Regions from separate parts of the Mus musculus genome. Here region 2 is linked to region 1. The links are chromatin loops, found by intact Hi-C in ENCODE. Cell type or tissue: gastrocnemius. All regions are shown on one strand.

What was found. A loop is a pair of places that touch in the nucleus more often than their neighbours do. Peaks named below come from ENCODE experiments on the same cell type or tissue, not always from the same donor. Only the 100,000 strongest peaks of a DNase experiment are listed, where the experiment ranks them.
Region 2: it touches region 1 in a loop (5-fold over the local background); 2 of 42 quality-filtered maps call a loop at or near these places.

The regions. Positions count from the first base shown.
Region 1 is chr10:45,213,284-45,221,283 of GRCm38, forward strand. No RefSeq gene overlaps it. Among named protein-coding and RNA genes, the nearest start is that of Gm26016, 51 kb to the right of the region's middle. In gastrocnemius, no CTCF peak of the experiment used is centred here; no DNase peak of the experiment used is centred here; H3K4me3 peaks cover 323 bases; H3K27ac peaks cover 2,413 bases.
Region 2 is chr10:45,330,525-45,338,524 of GRCm38, forward strand. It overlaps Bves (blood vessel epicardial substance), which reads left to right and starts at 5,211. Exons shown (of 8, transcript NM_024285.3): 1 at 5,211-5,357. In gastrocnemius, a CTCF peak has its summit at 4,990 (motif pointing right); DNase peaks (open chromatin) are centred at 4,483, 5,147, 5,368 and 6,291; H3K4me3 peaks cover 2,163 bases; H3K27ac peaks cover 1,743 bases.

The DNA of each region.
Region 1 (8,000 bases):
CCGGCAAGAACACACTCGGACAACCGGATTCTTCTGCGGCAAGCTTTATTGCTTCTTAAGGAGGGAAGACCCAGACCCTGGAAAATGGTGCTGCTTATATAGCCCTCAGCGTGGCGTTTCAGCACCTGATGTGGCATGTCAGCTCCTGATTTGTTGCTCGCCCATCACCTCATTACTATGCCCCGAGATGGGCAGTGACTAGGCGTGAGTTCACTCTCGCACTTGCGCACAAGGCTTGTTCACTAGTTAGGCACAGCGGAAGCCAGCACCATCTTATAATGGCGATTGCTTGCGGCAAGGCTCTCCACACTCCACTACCTTGTTCATTTTTCTTCAGGTGAAGCCTCTCCAGACGCTCTTGAACCTCTATGTCCATCTTCCAAGTCAATCTTTTACGTATCCACACTGGTTTCTTGGCACCCTGTGAACTACTAGATCCAGGTATTCCATTGACCTGACATAACATGTCTTCAAAGGACTGTTTCTGAGGGGCCCCCAAATTGCTCTGAGATCCTTGCCCAAATTTTAAAAATGTAATGCATATAAAAATAGAAGAAAAATATTATTAGTACCTATATGCCTTAGGGTTAAATACCTTTTTCAGGGAGGAGTGTCTGGGAAGGGGAGTTTATTGGATAAGCCCTTCAGACCTTTTGGTACCTCATTAAAATGGAGATCTGTCTTGAGTCTACATGACCTGTGATCATGTTTCTTACCTGTGGAGGGGCTTGGGGTGTTGCCCTTATGTGACTGATGGCCACAGACCTATGTAGAGCTGCAGTGTCATGTCAAGGGCCTGGTGTCCAGGAACATGGCAAAATGCCTACTGTTCCTTGCAGGGTTATTCCCTGTGGGGTCACCTGCAGGGTCACTGGTGTTTCAAACCTAGCTCAACCAGAAACCAGGCTGCTTTTCACAGTCCCACAATAGTTGAGCATAGGACACCTCAAAGCCTGTCCCCACTGTGACACAGTTCTTCCTATAAGGCCACATCCACTCTAACAAGGCCATACCTCTTAATAGTACCACTCCCTACAGGCCAAGCTTTCAAACACATGAGTCTACGGGAACCATGCCTGTTCACACCACCACATGATATTACCCTTTCCCCCTTCTTTATTTTAAAATAGCAATCAAGTTGTCCATTAGCTCTTTCTAGCTAGCAAGAGATTGGCCTTGAGGTTCGTAAGAAATGATATGGGTTACAGCATACTGTTGACAAATTTCCTGAAAAGGCTTGGCAGCATATGCAGGAACATTGTCAGAATTTAATATTTCACAGAGGCCTAAAATAACAATAACTGCTTCTCCCAATAGGGCAACAGCAAAAATGAGCAACGAGTAAGTATCCACAATGATATGACCATACTTTAACTTCCCCAAACCATGGTGTAAGAGGACAGAGGCATGATATTAACTTTACATATGAAGGGCATTCCTTAACTATCAAGTGAACCTGCTTTTTAGCTAGTAAACCAGTTTTTCCATGCTGAAGCAATTTGGTGAAAGCATGCATGTGATTATTCATCTTTCCTTTAGGTTGTTAGTTCCCAAGAAAAGAGACAGTGTTAAAAGGAACTCTGCCTTTGCTTTTCCCTCAGTCAAAGGAACTGGAAGATTAAAATGTGACCTAATGTGGCCAAATAAACCAGGTTTCCCCCTGTCTACACCTCCTGTTGAATTAATTGTAATAAATCACCAATAGAGGTGGCTGATGAAGGAATTCATGCTTTTTCTAGATGCTGCACTGCCAGGGCTGCGTATTGTGACTCAGAATGTAACTTGGGAAGTTGAGGGTAACATTGCAAAGCAGTGTAAATCCCATGTACTTCCATCCATCGTACAGAAACACCTGAGTGGGCAAATATCTGTGCAGCACCTCTAGAAACCAGGGCACCCTTATGGTCTTCTGTGGCATCTACAAACACTACTTGTGCAGAGGGTATTGACAGAAGTTAGGAAATAAAATAGCACGTTCTAATGCAAAAATCAATAAACTTGATGGAAGGAAAATGATTATCAGTTTGAAAAGGATATACAGCAAAAGTCTGTCAACTGAAGTATTCATCAAAAAATCCAACTTTTTATCATAAGGGATATAATATTTTTGTTGGCTCTTGTCCAAATAATTGCTTTGTGTAAGACCTGCCTAGAATTATCAATTCCTGAACCATATGCCAGTATGGAGTGATGACCTTTTTTGGACTGATAGAGAGATGTATTCATTCTAGTGGTTTCTCCACTCGGAGCAACCCTGTGGGGATGTTGAAAGAAGGTGTTACTATTTATGGAGAAACAGCATAGGTATTTAAGATATGCTGAAGTTGAGCTTCCCTAAGTGCATTTGCCACCAGCCGTCATGTTCTATGTGTAGGCTCAGTACATTCTCTAGGGGATGCAGGATCAGTATTCCTCTTAAGAATATCAATTAGGGCTGGAGAGATGGCTCAGCAGTTAAGAGGACTGGCTGATCTTCTAAAGGTCCTGAATTTAATTCCCAGCAAGCACTTGGTGGCTCACAACCATCTATACTGGGATCCAATGCAGGTGTACATGCAGATAGAATACTAGCATACATAAAATAAATTAATCTTGGGGCTGGTAAGATGGCTCAGTAGTTAAGAGCACTGACTGCTCTTCCAGAGGTCCTGAGTTCAATTCCAAGCAACCACATGGTGGCTCACAACCATCTGTAATGGGATCCAATGCCCTCTTCTGGTTTGCCCTAAGACAGTGAAAGTGTGCTCACATACACCAAATAAATAAATCTTGAAAAAAAAATTGGAGGGCTGGAGAGATGATGGCTCAGCAGTTAAGAGCACTGACTGCTCTTCCAAAAGTTCTGAGTTCAATTCTCAGCAACCACATGGTGACTCACAACCATCTGTAATGGGATCCAATGCCTTCTTCTGATGTGTCTGAAGATAGCAGCAGTGTGTTCATGTATGTAAAATAAATAACTAAATTAAAAAAAATAAAAACAAAGGTTGCAGTTGTGGTGTGGGAAATTCTAACCTATGTCTAGCCCAATCTAAATGTTTTAGCCATTTTTGAAAACCATTTCAAGTTCTTAAGGTGTCCTTCCTAGCTTCCACCCTATAAAGACTTTATAAACTTTCCTAAATATAAAATTGGAGTAATATGATGATTTTTATGGGCCTGTAATCAATCCATGAGTTAATCTATTTTTTTAACTTCAGCAGACAAACCTTCCAGAAATCTGTTATTTTCAGCAGGAAGCAGAGCAGCATCCATATAATGTATAACAAAAGCATCAAGAAACATCAGTTTCTTTTTAAAGCAATAGCAACAAATTTTTGACATAGTTGAAGCACCTTCTGCCCTTGAAGGGCCACATCCATAGATAGCCCCTTGAGTATACGAAGGTCTAATATCAGCACAGAGGTAGATGTAGTCATTAATCTCTCCTTTCTTTCAAAAGGGATAGAAGGTAGTCCGGCAGGGAGCATTAGCATTCTCATATGCCAGTTGCTTGACAATAAGACCTCTCCTTCCTGTCCACTGACCATTCGGTGACTGACTGGGAAACAAAATCTTGATATGACTCATCGAGCCTCTGGCTAATTTTAGAAAGTTCCTCTGCCTTCCTCCAGGTTCTGGTAACTTACACGGTGCTTGCAGTGCCAAAGCACTAAGCCTCAGAGGACATGAAATCGCCTGTTGAGCATTGCTATCCATGTCTTCTCCTGACATCTTAAAAGTTATAGGCACATTAGTTTGCTCCTTTCTAATAGCTTCGTCTTGACATCTCTCGTCCTCCACAGTAAATATTCACCCACTAAGACAAGCTTTTGCTATGATCTTCCAGTCAGAGGGAACAGAGACAGACTCAAGGTTATACAATCTATAGGGAGCAGTTAACCCATATTGAGAGTAGGCCTACCTAAGATCTCTAAGAGTCTTAAATGAAATGGGTATATAATGTTTAACTCGCTGTTCTGCATTATTAGGATTGCATATTTCAATCTCTGGGGAAAAAAGAGAATCCCTCAAGGTCCTCTCCCATCTGCAGGGCTTGATACTGAGCCTCTTGCATCAGAGACCTATATGATGGTTTAAAAGGAACTGACTGTCTCATTGAGTTCACACATTAGTGAAGGTAGGGGTGATGTGGGTGTTTCCGTGTTATCAGGAGCTGCACTTGATAGATCCGGGTTAGGAGGGGAGGGAGTTGGAGCAGGAGGTAAAGAGGCAAAGTCACCAAAAGGAGAACGACAACCAGGTTGAACTTCAGGTTCTAATTTTTCTTCTATTCTCGGTGTTAGTTGGCTTTTTCCTAGTCACCTGCCACGCGCTCTGGTCGAGTCAGCTTGACAAGCCGAGAGGCTTGGAAGCTACTCACTGAGGCAGAAGAGTTTCACAGAAACTCATTCCTGGAGTCTGGCGTTCTCTCTAACCCATACATTAATTTTCCATTCCTGTGTTAGTCTAGTGTATAAATCCACGTGCTCTCTCTTAGTATTATCCTATTATAAGTGCCTTTTAAGATTGAATTGTGACATAGCTAAAGCCAGTGTTCCAACAGTCCTAGAATGTCCTTGAGCAAGACCTTGGGCTTGGAATTCAGTACTGCCCCTGGTATTACACTATCACTTTGAATAAAAGTTAGGTCACTGCCCTTCACAGGAATCTACCATCACCAAGGAAGAAAGAAGTTTCTGACCGTAGGAGAGACCAGAATAGATACTTAGAACTATAGCTGAGTTACACCCATATACAGGAATTTACAATGGTTTAGGAAGTAGATTGGGCTGTGGTTTTAGAGTACTGCATTATTCATGTGATGGTTAGCTAGAACGGAACTCCCTAGTTAGAACCATGACTTGGGTGTGAAAGCCCTTGCCCTAGGAGTGAAAAGATCTCACACCTGGCTTCTAAGACTATAGCTGACCTTAGATAGGGCTGACTTTGTCTCAGTTATTTTATTGCCCAGTTCCTACCAGTCTTTGCGTTTTCATTCCTCTGTTCTGTGTAAGAGTCATTAAGCATCCGATTACCTCTTTGTACCTTGCTGGTGTGTCACCCAACTTCCTTATTGTCTTCTGCATAAAAAGTCCGATGCTTGATTTGACAAATTACATTCAGATCCTACACAACCTCTCCTGTGTGCATCTATCTGTCAATTCATCCGACGCTTTGCCCACCCGCGACTAGAGACCCGTTCCACGCAGACAAAGGGGCCCAGAGGGTCTGCGGCAGTCACCCTCATCTCTCATTTAATTGTCACTTCTATCAGCTACTGTTTTTATTTCTTTCCAGAGCTGAAAAGCATTGCTAGGAATTTCCTCTGGTTCTCTTGTATCTAATCTCCCTGAGCTGCTCATTGGTCCTACTGGGATCAAGTTCTGGAATCCAGAGATCCCTCCTCAGAGACAGAAGCCTGAAGTTTGCTGATGAACTCCACGAATTTCATCAACTGATGGTGTCCTGATTTAACTTTTCCAGCAACAAAGCCAGGCGTGATGGTGCATGCCTTTAATCCCAGCATTCGGGAGGCAGAGGCAGGCGGATTTCTGAGTTCGAGGCCAGCCTGGTCTACAAAGTGAGTTCCAGGACAGCCAGGGCTATACAGAGAAACCCTGTCTCAAAGAAAATAAAAACAAAAAAACAAAAAACCAACCAACCAACAAACAAACAAAAACTTTTCCAGCAACAAAATTCACAGAACTGCAAACAAGTGTCGTTCCTTTGACCTTGCCTGACCCGTTTGTACCTGCAATGCCTTCTGCCTTGTTACACTTGTGTGTACACCACGACCAGGAGGTCTTCACCTTAAGTATTTGTTATTCTTAAATTTCTGTATTTCAGATCCCCGTTCTAGAGTCACTTGTAAACACCAGTGTTTACTTACCAACCAGGGTCTCCTGATATCATGAGTGGGAATGAAAACCAGACCAGATTGGAGGGGTCTCAGTAAGGCTGAAGCTAAGAAAAGTTTATTTCAAGCAATCAGACTTTTTATACACTTATTGAAAACAGAATATAATGGTGGTTGTCAGGAGATGATGACAGTTGCAAGCAAAATAAGGTAGAGAAGATTCATGTCTAACTCTGTTTGTTGTGCCAAACTTGTAGATGTTTCACTGACTTCTAAGGAAACAGAGACACACAGGTGGTCTGAATGCTTCGCTGCCCGAGGGAGTGCCTCAGTTTCTCAGGAACCAAAAGGCAATGTCCCCGGAGCCCTGAACTCTAACATCAAAAATCTATGATGCATGCTTCACAGGGCAGTGAGACCAGGCCAACTCTGATTCACTGCCACAAAAATTATTTGCAGATGCTGCTAAGAGCCGGGCGTGGTGGCACACGCCTTTAATCCCAGCACTTGGGAGGCAGAGTCAGGCGGATCTCTGAGTTCGAGGCCAGCCTGGTCTACAGAGTGAGTTCCAGGACAGCCAGGGCTACACAGAGAAACCCTGTTTCAAACAAACAAATAAACAAACAAACAACAAGAAGTGGTGAGCATATTTCAGGCAAGTGGCAAGCTAAAAATAAAAATGAAACAGAATAAATGGGTAAATAGTTTACTTATATCCCAACAACAAACTTGCTGTAAATGAAATGAAATAAATGATTCCATTCACAATTGCCTTACAAAACCTATAATGAACCTAGTCAAGGGTATAAAGGCTTCTACTTTGAAAAGTTTAAAATATTCAATGGAGAAATTAAAGAAGACTCTAAGAGGAACGAAGACATCTCATGCTTGTGGACAGAAGGGCAGATAGCAAGAAAACCAAAAGCAATCTATAGACTAAGTAAATCCCAGTGCCATTCTTCGCAGAGGTAGAAACCAAAATCTTAATTTCCTATGGAAGCACAAAACACCTCAGACAGCAAAAGCAATCCCAAGCAAAAAGAAGTTGGTAATGGTGACATTATCAACTTGATTTCAAGTTATAGTACAGAGTCATAGTAACAAGTGCACAAGTGCAGCTCAATACTGCCACAAAAATAGACATGTAGATCAATGGAATAGAATAAAGGACCCATACATAAGCATACATATCTGTAACTACCTCCACCTGATCTTTGACAATAATGACCAAAGTCTATTAAAGAAAGAATGACCTTTGCAACAAATGTTTCTGGGAAAACAGACATCCACAGGTAGAAAAAAAATGAAACTGTATCTTACTTTTCATAAAAGTATAAATATAAAACACAGAAAAATTTAGAGGAAAAATCAGGGAAACAATTCAGAATAGAGGAGTAAGCAAGGACTCCAGTCACTCAGGAAACTATGTCAACAAGTGACAAACGGAAGGAACCTCATAAAAATAAGTCTTGAGCTAGCAAGATGAATCGCTGGATAAAGAAAGGCACTTGCCACTAGGCTTAACAACCAGAGTTAATTCCTAGGACCTACATGGTGGAAGAAGAGAATCAATGCCCATAATTTGTTCTCTGACCTTCACATGCATATTGTAGTACTCATTATACGTGTACACACACACACACAGACACACACACACACACACGTAAAAAAACACAATTGAGTAAAGAGACAGCTTGAAGAATGGTAAAATGCTTTCTAACTATATGGCTGGAATATGATATATATAAGAAAATATAAAACTAAACAGTAAGAAATTAAATAACACAATTAATAGGATAAAGCAATAAGCAGTTGTTGAAAGATGAATTACAAATGGCCAATAATATGTAAAAATGCTTAATTCTTCATCAAAAGAAATGTAAAGCAAAATTACATTAAAATTCTATCTTGCCATCAGAATGGCAGTCATTACTAAAAAAAAGTACTCAATTTTCATTTTTTTAATGGTTTACTTTTTTTTTTAAAGATTTATTTATTTTATCTATGTGAGTATGCTGTTGCTGTCTTCAGACACACCAGAAGAGGGCATCAGAATCCATTACAGATGGTTCTGAACCACCATGTAGTTGCTAGGAATTGAACTCAGGAACTCCAGAAGAGCAGTCTAGTGCTCTTAACCACTGAACCATTTCTCCAGCCT
Region 2 (8,000 bases), 120 kb after region 1:
AGAGAGAATATCTCGTGTGTTACATGGAAGCATCACCTGTCAATTTAAAAACCTATGGCCAATAGGATAGGGTAGAATAGAAGGTGGGCCATCCCAGAGGCAGAAAGAACTCTGGGATAGAGCCAGATATTGGAGATTTATCCTGGAACATGTGATAAGACAGATGCATGGTACCTGAGTACAGGAAACCGGCCACGTGGCAGAATGAATATCAGAGAAAATGAGTTATAATAAGTTATGGTATATTGGGCTGGAGAGATGGCTCAGCGGTTAAGAGCACTGACTGCTCTTCCAAAGGTTCTGAGTTCAAATCCCAACAACCACATGGTGGCTCACAATCATCCGTAACGAGATCTGACGACCTCTTTTGGAGTGTCTGAAGACAGCTACAGTGTACTTATATATAATAAATAAAATAAATCTTTTTAAAAAAAAATAAGTTATGATCTAGTCAGAGAAGAGCCTAGCTATATGCCCAAGGTATTTGTAAATATATTTTGAGCCTGAGTCTTATTTCTGGGAGCATGGGGCTGGGAGGAAGCCGCAGACCTCACTTCTCCAGCTTTTTAAACTTTTAATTGTGTACCAGTTTTCTTCAGAGGTGACAACTCTTAGCAAAGCTATTGTCTAATGTACCAACTGCAGCACAGCTTTGTAAATGGGGCTTCTTCATGAATTCAGTATTACAAACACTTGGCCATTGTCATGTCCATTTTTAGAGTCTAGGAACTGGATCACAACAACACAAATGTTTACACCCTCTGCTTTAAGATCTTATTTCTGTTTTCTAATCACATTAAACAACATCTGTCTGGTACATATGCTATTTTGTCATCTTGAACAAATTCACTGAAAGAGTCCATTTAAAAAGCAAAAAGCCTGCCTACATGAATGGCTAAAATCTAAACAACAGAATGAGAGCAAAGGCTAGTGAAGAGGTGGAGCAACAGAAACATCCATCCCATAGTGGTGTGTGCCTTTAATCCCAGCACTTGTGGGGCAGAGGCAGGAGGATCTCTGTGAGTTCAGGGCCAGCATGGTCTACATAGTGAGTTCCAGGACAACCAGGACTACAAAGAGATATTGAGAGATTCTGTTTCAAAGTCACCCCTTGAATAAAAATTACATGTGAATGCTTATCCAGAGCGTCAAAAGAGACCACTATGAAAAATTATATGCCAACAAACTAGATAGCATAGAAAAAATACATTTCTAGAAATCCATAACCGACTGAGACGGAAGCAATAGAATCTCGGAGCTGACCGACGTGAGTAAGACAACAACCACTGAAGAACAACGGCAAACACCCTTCGATTCCCTTGATAAGAACTCCAATCTGAGCACCCGGTGCCCTCTCTCCTATCTGATCCATTGGTGCCATTGCTTTGTTTTTGAATAGCATTTTCTTTGGCCACTTTGAAGAAAGAAACTTTCCAATACAGAAGAGTGGAAGGGCAGATGACCTCACTTGTGATGTCCACAAAGTCCTTGAGGAATTTATGCCAGTTCCTCTTGAGCATAGATGAAAAAGCGTTAATGAAGCCTAGCTCTTGTGCCTTTTCTTGGGCTCTTTTCCTTCAGTTAGTTTGTCTTGTCCAGCATCAATGTGATGGTTTTTGTTTTATTATATTTTATTTTGTTAGATGAATAAATGAGTGAATGAATGAATGAAAACCTAGTCACTAGGGTAAAAATTATCAACTGAACTGTTGTTTGTACCTGCTGGGGGAGGGAAAAATCCGTTTTCTCCAATGGAGTGACACTGAATATATCAACCACACCAGGGCAGGCCTCATGTTCAGGAGTAGATTACCTATATATAATGGACTTCACATTTTTGTGTGTCTGTGTGTGTGTGTGTGTGTGTGTGTGTGTGTGTGTGTGTGTGTGTGTGTATGTGTGTGTGTGTGTGCTTTTATTTGGTTATAGTTTGGTGTTTGGTTTTTCTTTTGGGGTAGTGTTTTATTTTTTCTTGGTTTGGTTTCTGTTCTTTAACTAAGTTTTTTGATGGGTGGAGGGTCTGGAAGGACTTGGAGAGGGTAAGAATATGATCAAAATATATTTAACGTTAAAGGTTATCTTAAGTAATTAAAAAAAAAATATAAAAACAAAATGCCTATACTACCCCAAAGTATAGTATTGGTTTATAGGGATGTATACCAAAATTCTAGTTGAAGTCTTTTTAGTAGACAAAAAATTGAAAATGTTTAGGGAAGCACAAAATCCCTCAGATAATCGGGAGAAGAACAGAGCGAGAACCATCGTACATGCTGATTTCAAATTATGTTACAAAGCAACAGTAATCAAAATAATATTTTACTGGCATGAAACAGACATTGTGATGGTTTGAATATGCTTGGCTCAGGGAGTGGCCCTATTTGGAGGCGTGGCCTTGTTGGAGTAGGTGTGTCGCTGTGAGCATGGGCTTTAAGACCCCTGTCCTAGCTGCCTGGAAGCCAGTCTTCTGTTTGTCTTCAGAATAAGATGTAGAATTCTCAGCTCTTCCTGCACCATGCCTGCCTGGATGCTGCCATGCTCCCACCTTGATGATGATGGACTGAACCTCTGAACCTGTAAGCCAGCCACAAGTAAATATTGTCCTGGGGCCATAGTCTGCTAACCACTGTCCTATATATCCAGTAGGCATTATTACATTTGTGTGCATATATATGCACTTGTGTGCATGTGCACACATGACAGTGAAGGCCTGAGGTTGATCTCAGGAAGACTAATTCCTGAGGCTCTTCCATCTTACTTTTTGAGGCAGGATCTCTCAATCAAACCCCAGAGCTCCAAGCTAAAGTGATGGCTTCAGTAAAGAGGACCCATGTTTGGTTCCCAGAACTACAAGGCAGCTTATAACTCCTTATGATGCCAGTTCTAGCTGTGGTGGCTTGAATATGCTTGACCCATGGAAAGTGGCATTATTAGGAGATGTGGCCTTGTTGGAACAAGTGTGGTCTTGCTGGGGCAAGTGTGTCATTGTGTAGGTAGGCTTTGAGAACTCTGATGCTCAGGTTCTGCCCAGTGCAGAAGGGAGTTTCCTGCTGCTGCCCGTGGATCAAGGTGTAGAACTCTCAGCTCTTCTAGCACCATGTCTGCCTGCATGCTACCATGCTTCCCACCGTAATGATAATGAACTGAACCTCTGAAACTGTAAGCCAGCCCCAATTAAATGTTTGCCTTTATAATAGTTGCTTTAGTCATGGTGTCTCTTCACAGCAATGGAAACCCTAACTAAGACACCAGGGGATATGACACCCATTAGTCTCCGAGGGCTCCTGTAATGATTTGTATAGACTAAAGCAAAAATATACACATGCACAAATAAAAATAATAAATAAATCTTTCAAAATTAGAGGGTAAAACCCAGAGCTTTCCCATACGGCTAGTCTTACTGGATGGCTTGCTCTGGGGAACCCCTATCTCTGCTTTCTTGATGATGGACTTAGAGGGGGCATCCTCCCAGGATTAAGGGGTCAGAACTTTAATCCTCTTGCTTGTACAGCAAGCATTTTAATGGCCAAACCTTCATTTCTCAAGTCCTATGAATTATTTTAGTAGCAATCTAGAACAAGAGTGTTCTAAAATTTACTCACTGTTCTGTGGTTAGAATATAGGCTAATTCCAGATCTCATATAATGAGCCATCCCCCAATGAACAAACAGCCACACAGGGAAACCTTTTATTTACAGCGATCCACACCCATACCTCGAATGTATTTAATTGTGGGAGCCAAAATGGCAGACAGAACATCTAGAAATTAACAGACTGAATAGTTAGCGATAAAACACCCAGAATCTGCATTAACACCATTCTAAAACCTTTGCGGGTGTGATGAAATTCAGCTCTCAACACAACCCTAAGGGGCTGGAGACATGGTTCAGTTAGTAAAGTCCTTGCTGCACAAGAATGAAGACAGAAGTTTGATCCCCCAAATCCATGTTAAAAAGTCGGATGTGGAGGTTCAGTTTGTAATCCCAAACTGGTGAGGGTGTGACAGGCAGGTTCCTTGAGGCTCCCTGGTCCGCTAGACTAGCTTAACCGGGAACTTTCAGGTTAATGCGAGACTCACAAGACAAGACTGATGGTCCCTCTGCATGCCCTGGGACATACACTCATGAAGAGAGGAAGAGGGGGAAAGAGGAGAGCGCGTGGGGAGAGCATGGGCATGAAGGTGAGATGGGGGGAGGGAGAGATTTGAGAGCAGGCTCTCTTGAGGTGGAGGAAAGAGGAAAACCGCCACTGTGATCTCCTGCCATCCACCTTCTTTGAGACTTACTTTTCCTGCCCTGCCACTGAAGTTCCCAGGGACTCTCCCCTGTCCCCATGGATACACTGGGATAACAGGTTTTAGGCTGTTGCATCCTGCGTTGTGGAACTGAAAACTCAGGCTTCTCGCTGGTAAGCACTTTACTACTGAGCCAACTCCTCTTTAAAGATTTTAAAGGTTCAATAATGCTGGGACCAAGCCAAGCCATCAACACAGGGGCCTGTGGGGAATGCCCCAGAGCCAACTGGAGCAGACAGATTGCAACTTGGTCTATACTACTTGGCTCTGGAATAGCAGGCGTGCTCTCTACTAGGCAGATTGGACCAATGTGCACCTCGGGGGTACTCTATACGCATCCTGACATAGCGGGGGTTCTGTTTTGATCTTTGATCCCACAGGACTGCGTTCTCTGTCACACAGAGGACACTTGGTGGTTATCGGATGTCCATTTAACCTTTCTATTTGTCCTATAAACTTCATCCCACCGATTTTTCATTACTGTGAACTTTCTTGCATTTCTTATCTGGTCCGGTATACCATGTCCAGTATAAATACTGATTGAAGAATATGTCCATATCCTATTTTTTCTCAATTTCTGGTCCTAAATGTAAGCATTTAACCTCGCTCCTTTGAAATCCAGCCTGCTAGCTTGTAGGTGGGATCTGGCTGGGCTATCAGGTGTCTCGGAGCAACAGCGCCCTCCGAGCCTCGGGCAACTCTCCGAGGGGTCTGTCCTCACTCCCCTGCCCTTTCCAGCGGGGGGCGACCCGCGTCCGCGCGTGTCCCCACTCATGCCCAAACAAGGAAGCGCGGGAGCGGGCGCGCGCACGCGGTGGGCCAGGCAGCGGGTCTGCGGGGAGCGGGGCTCCGCCCGCGGGGGCGACCTCGGGCGGCGCGTGCGCCGTGCGCCCCAGCCGGCCGCCGGGATGCCTATTTTAGTCAAAGCCTCCGCGAACGGGGAGCGGGCCGGGGCCGCGCTGCCTGGGGACCCGCCGCGAGCCCGTCCAGCCACCGCCGCTCGCCGCCGCCGCCGCCGTCGCAAACTTTGCGCGCGCCGCCGCCCCCGGGCCCCGGGACGCGCAAGGTAAGGAGCCAGAGCGCGCGATCGCGCGGGAAAGTTGGGCACGGAGCGGCCGAGCAACTTGCGATGCGCCCGCGTCCCGCGTCGTCCTTGCAGCCGCCCTTCGCCTGCCCGCGCCCCGGTCCCTCGGCGGGACAGCGGGGGGCCGCGGAGCTGTGGACGCTGACACTGCTGTGAGAGCAGGGCGAGCGGGTCCCGGGTGGGGGAGCAGTGGGAGCCACGGGTCCTCGCCACCCGCCCGCGTCCTAGAGAAACGGGTGGCTGCCAGACGGATCCCACAAAACCGTCGCCCCGAGCCGCCCGGAGGTGCGCGGAGAGTCCGGGAAAATATCAGTGAATTGCGCGTCTCCTCAAAAGGTTTTTGCTCATCGCTATTCATCTTCTTCTTTTTTTTTTTTTTTTTTTTTTTTTTTTTTTTTTTTTTTTCTAATTTGGTCAAGGTTTAATGTGCTAGCTTGCTTCCTCGGTCAGGTATGTAGACCTGCAGATGCCTATTTGAAAACCAGTAGATGGGCACGCTTTTACTACAGTGAGTAATTTGGGGAATTAGACGTGGAGGATCTGATGAGAAAGATGACGTTCTGATTTTGACAGTTTACAAATTCATCCAGTAATCTAACCTTCTTCATTAGATCATCATTCATTATTCGTATAAGGGCAGTTCAGTGTAGGCCACTTAAACCTATTAAGAAGTGATTAAGCAGGCCGTTAGACTAAGTCATTGGATAGCGAAAAAAAATTGAACTGATTTATGACAGGTAAGAAGCATTTCACAGCAATATATGTAACTATATATCTACAGCTGCATATAACATTTGCGTATCTTTAATAAGTGTAGCGTAGCAAAGTATGTTCTACAATATGCCTGCATTTAAACCTGGCCATTTAGGGCCGGTGAAAGAGCTCAGGCCGTGAAGGTACATGCCAGCACGCCTGGCAACCTGGGTTGTATCCCCAGGACCCGCGAAGTGGAAGGGGAGAGTCTCCAGCAAGCTGTCCTCTGACTTATGCACCCGTACACCACTGTAGAAATAAACACATGTAATGCATTTTAATAGCTATTAATATTTTCTGGTTTTGAGGAAAATAATAGTTTTCCTTGCCAATTTCCTTTGACCAGAAATGTAAGCTTTTAATGCCACTTCTAAAACCTAAAAGTGAACTATAGCAGATTAGGAGGTAGCATAGGCGAAATATGAGGGGGTGTTTGTGTCGATTAATTTAGTACAAAAATCTGCTTTTGAACATCACAACCCGACTGAGTTTTTTTGTTGTTGTTGTTTTGTTTTGTTTTTAGGGGTTTTCTGTGTAGCCCTGACTCTCTCTGTAGACCAGGCTGGCCTCAAAACTCAGAAATATATCTGCCTCTGCCTCCTAAGTGCTGGGATTAAAGGCGTGTGCCACCACTGCCCAGTTTCGACTGAGTTTTTAAGACCCTGTAGTAAAGCTGTCTCTAGTCCTAGGGGCAGGGATGGGGTTGGGGCTGGGGTTGGGATTGAGGCACAGATTAAAAAGAGAGGCAACATTGGCTGGCTTGTGGTATAGAAGCTGATCAAATGCAGGAAAGTATGATTGAAAAATGATTTTTACATATGTGTTATGTTTCAGGCTCATCTCCTTAGGCTCTTCCCCAGTGACATTATCTATAGGGTCTTGGGAGTGTACGGATTATCCCTGCCTCCCACAGGACATTGGGTAGCCATGGCAACAGGAGGCAGGCGTGACACTCACACTCATTTTAGGGTTCTTGGAACCAGCCCATCGTGATAAGCTTGTATTTTTATTAAGATGTTTGGAAGGTAGTTGGACTCTTATTTTTTTCTTTTTGTAGAAAATCAATATTTAAGTCAACTTTAAGTCAACTGTTATTATTTGTGAGCTGTTTAGGGTGGGTATGTGTTTAGGTGGTGGAGTGCTCTCTTGTCCCCTTTAAAGCCCCATGTGTGAGTGTGTGATCAGCACCACAAAACAAATGTCACGAAAGTCGGCTTTGCCTCAATTCATTTCATAAGATATACAGAATTCATCCACATATACTTGTGTCATGTCCTTTCAAGATGTTCACACCTATGATTATACTACTTAAAACCTGTATTATGTTAAGATGTGAATTTCTTTATTTCAAAGATGTATATATTTCTAAATTAAATTTAAAGATATTTTGGTTCTTCATTTGACAGTAAAAAGTGAAATAGATTAGCTCATCTCTTCTGTAAACCTTTGTAGTTTTGTCAAGGACCAGATTTGTATAATTAATAATACAAGACCAAGCAGAGGCCAAGAATGGACAGGGTGGAGTGTAACTTTGTGTTACATTTTATACAAATCTGTGTAAAATGTATATTGTTTGAAATGCATTTGCTATGGAGCTTAATATTTTAATATCCAAGTGTATATTCATGAACCTTCCTACATATAAATTGTATATTTGCTATTTTTTTCTAATTTGTGAAATGCCACCAACTAGAATTATTTGAGGAATTAAAATAGAGGCCTAAGTTGGAGAATAAAAGAAAATATTTATAAAGGAACTATTTACGTTCTCTCTGTGCATGTGTATATGCTAGTTCTGTATATGATTATGTATTATGTGCACATATTATGGTAGGCATGTGGCAGTGAGTTAACATTGGCACAAAATAGAAC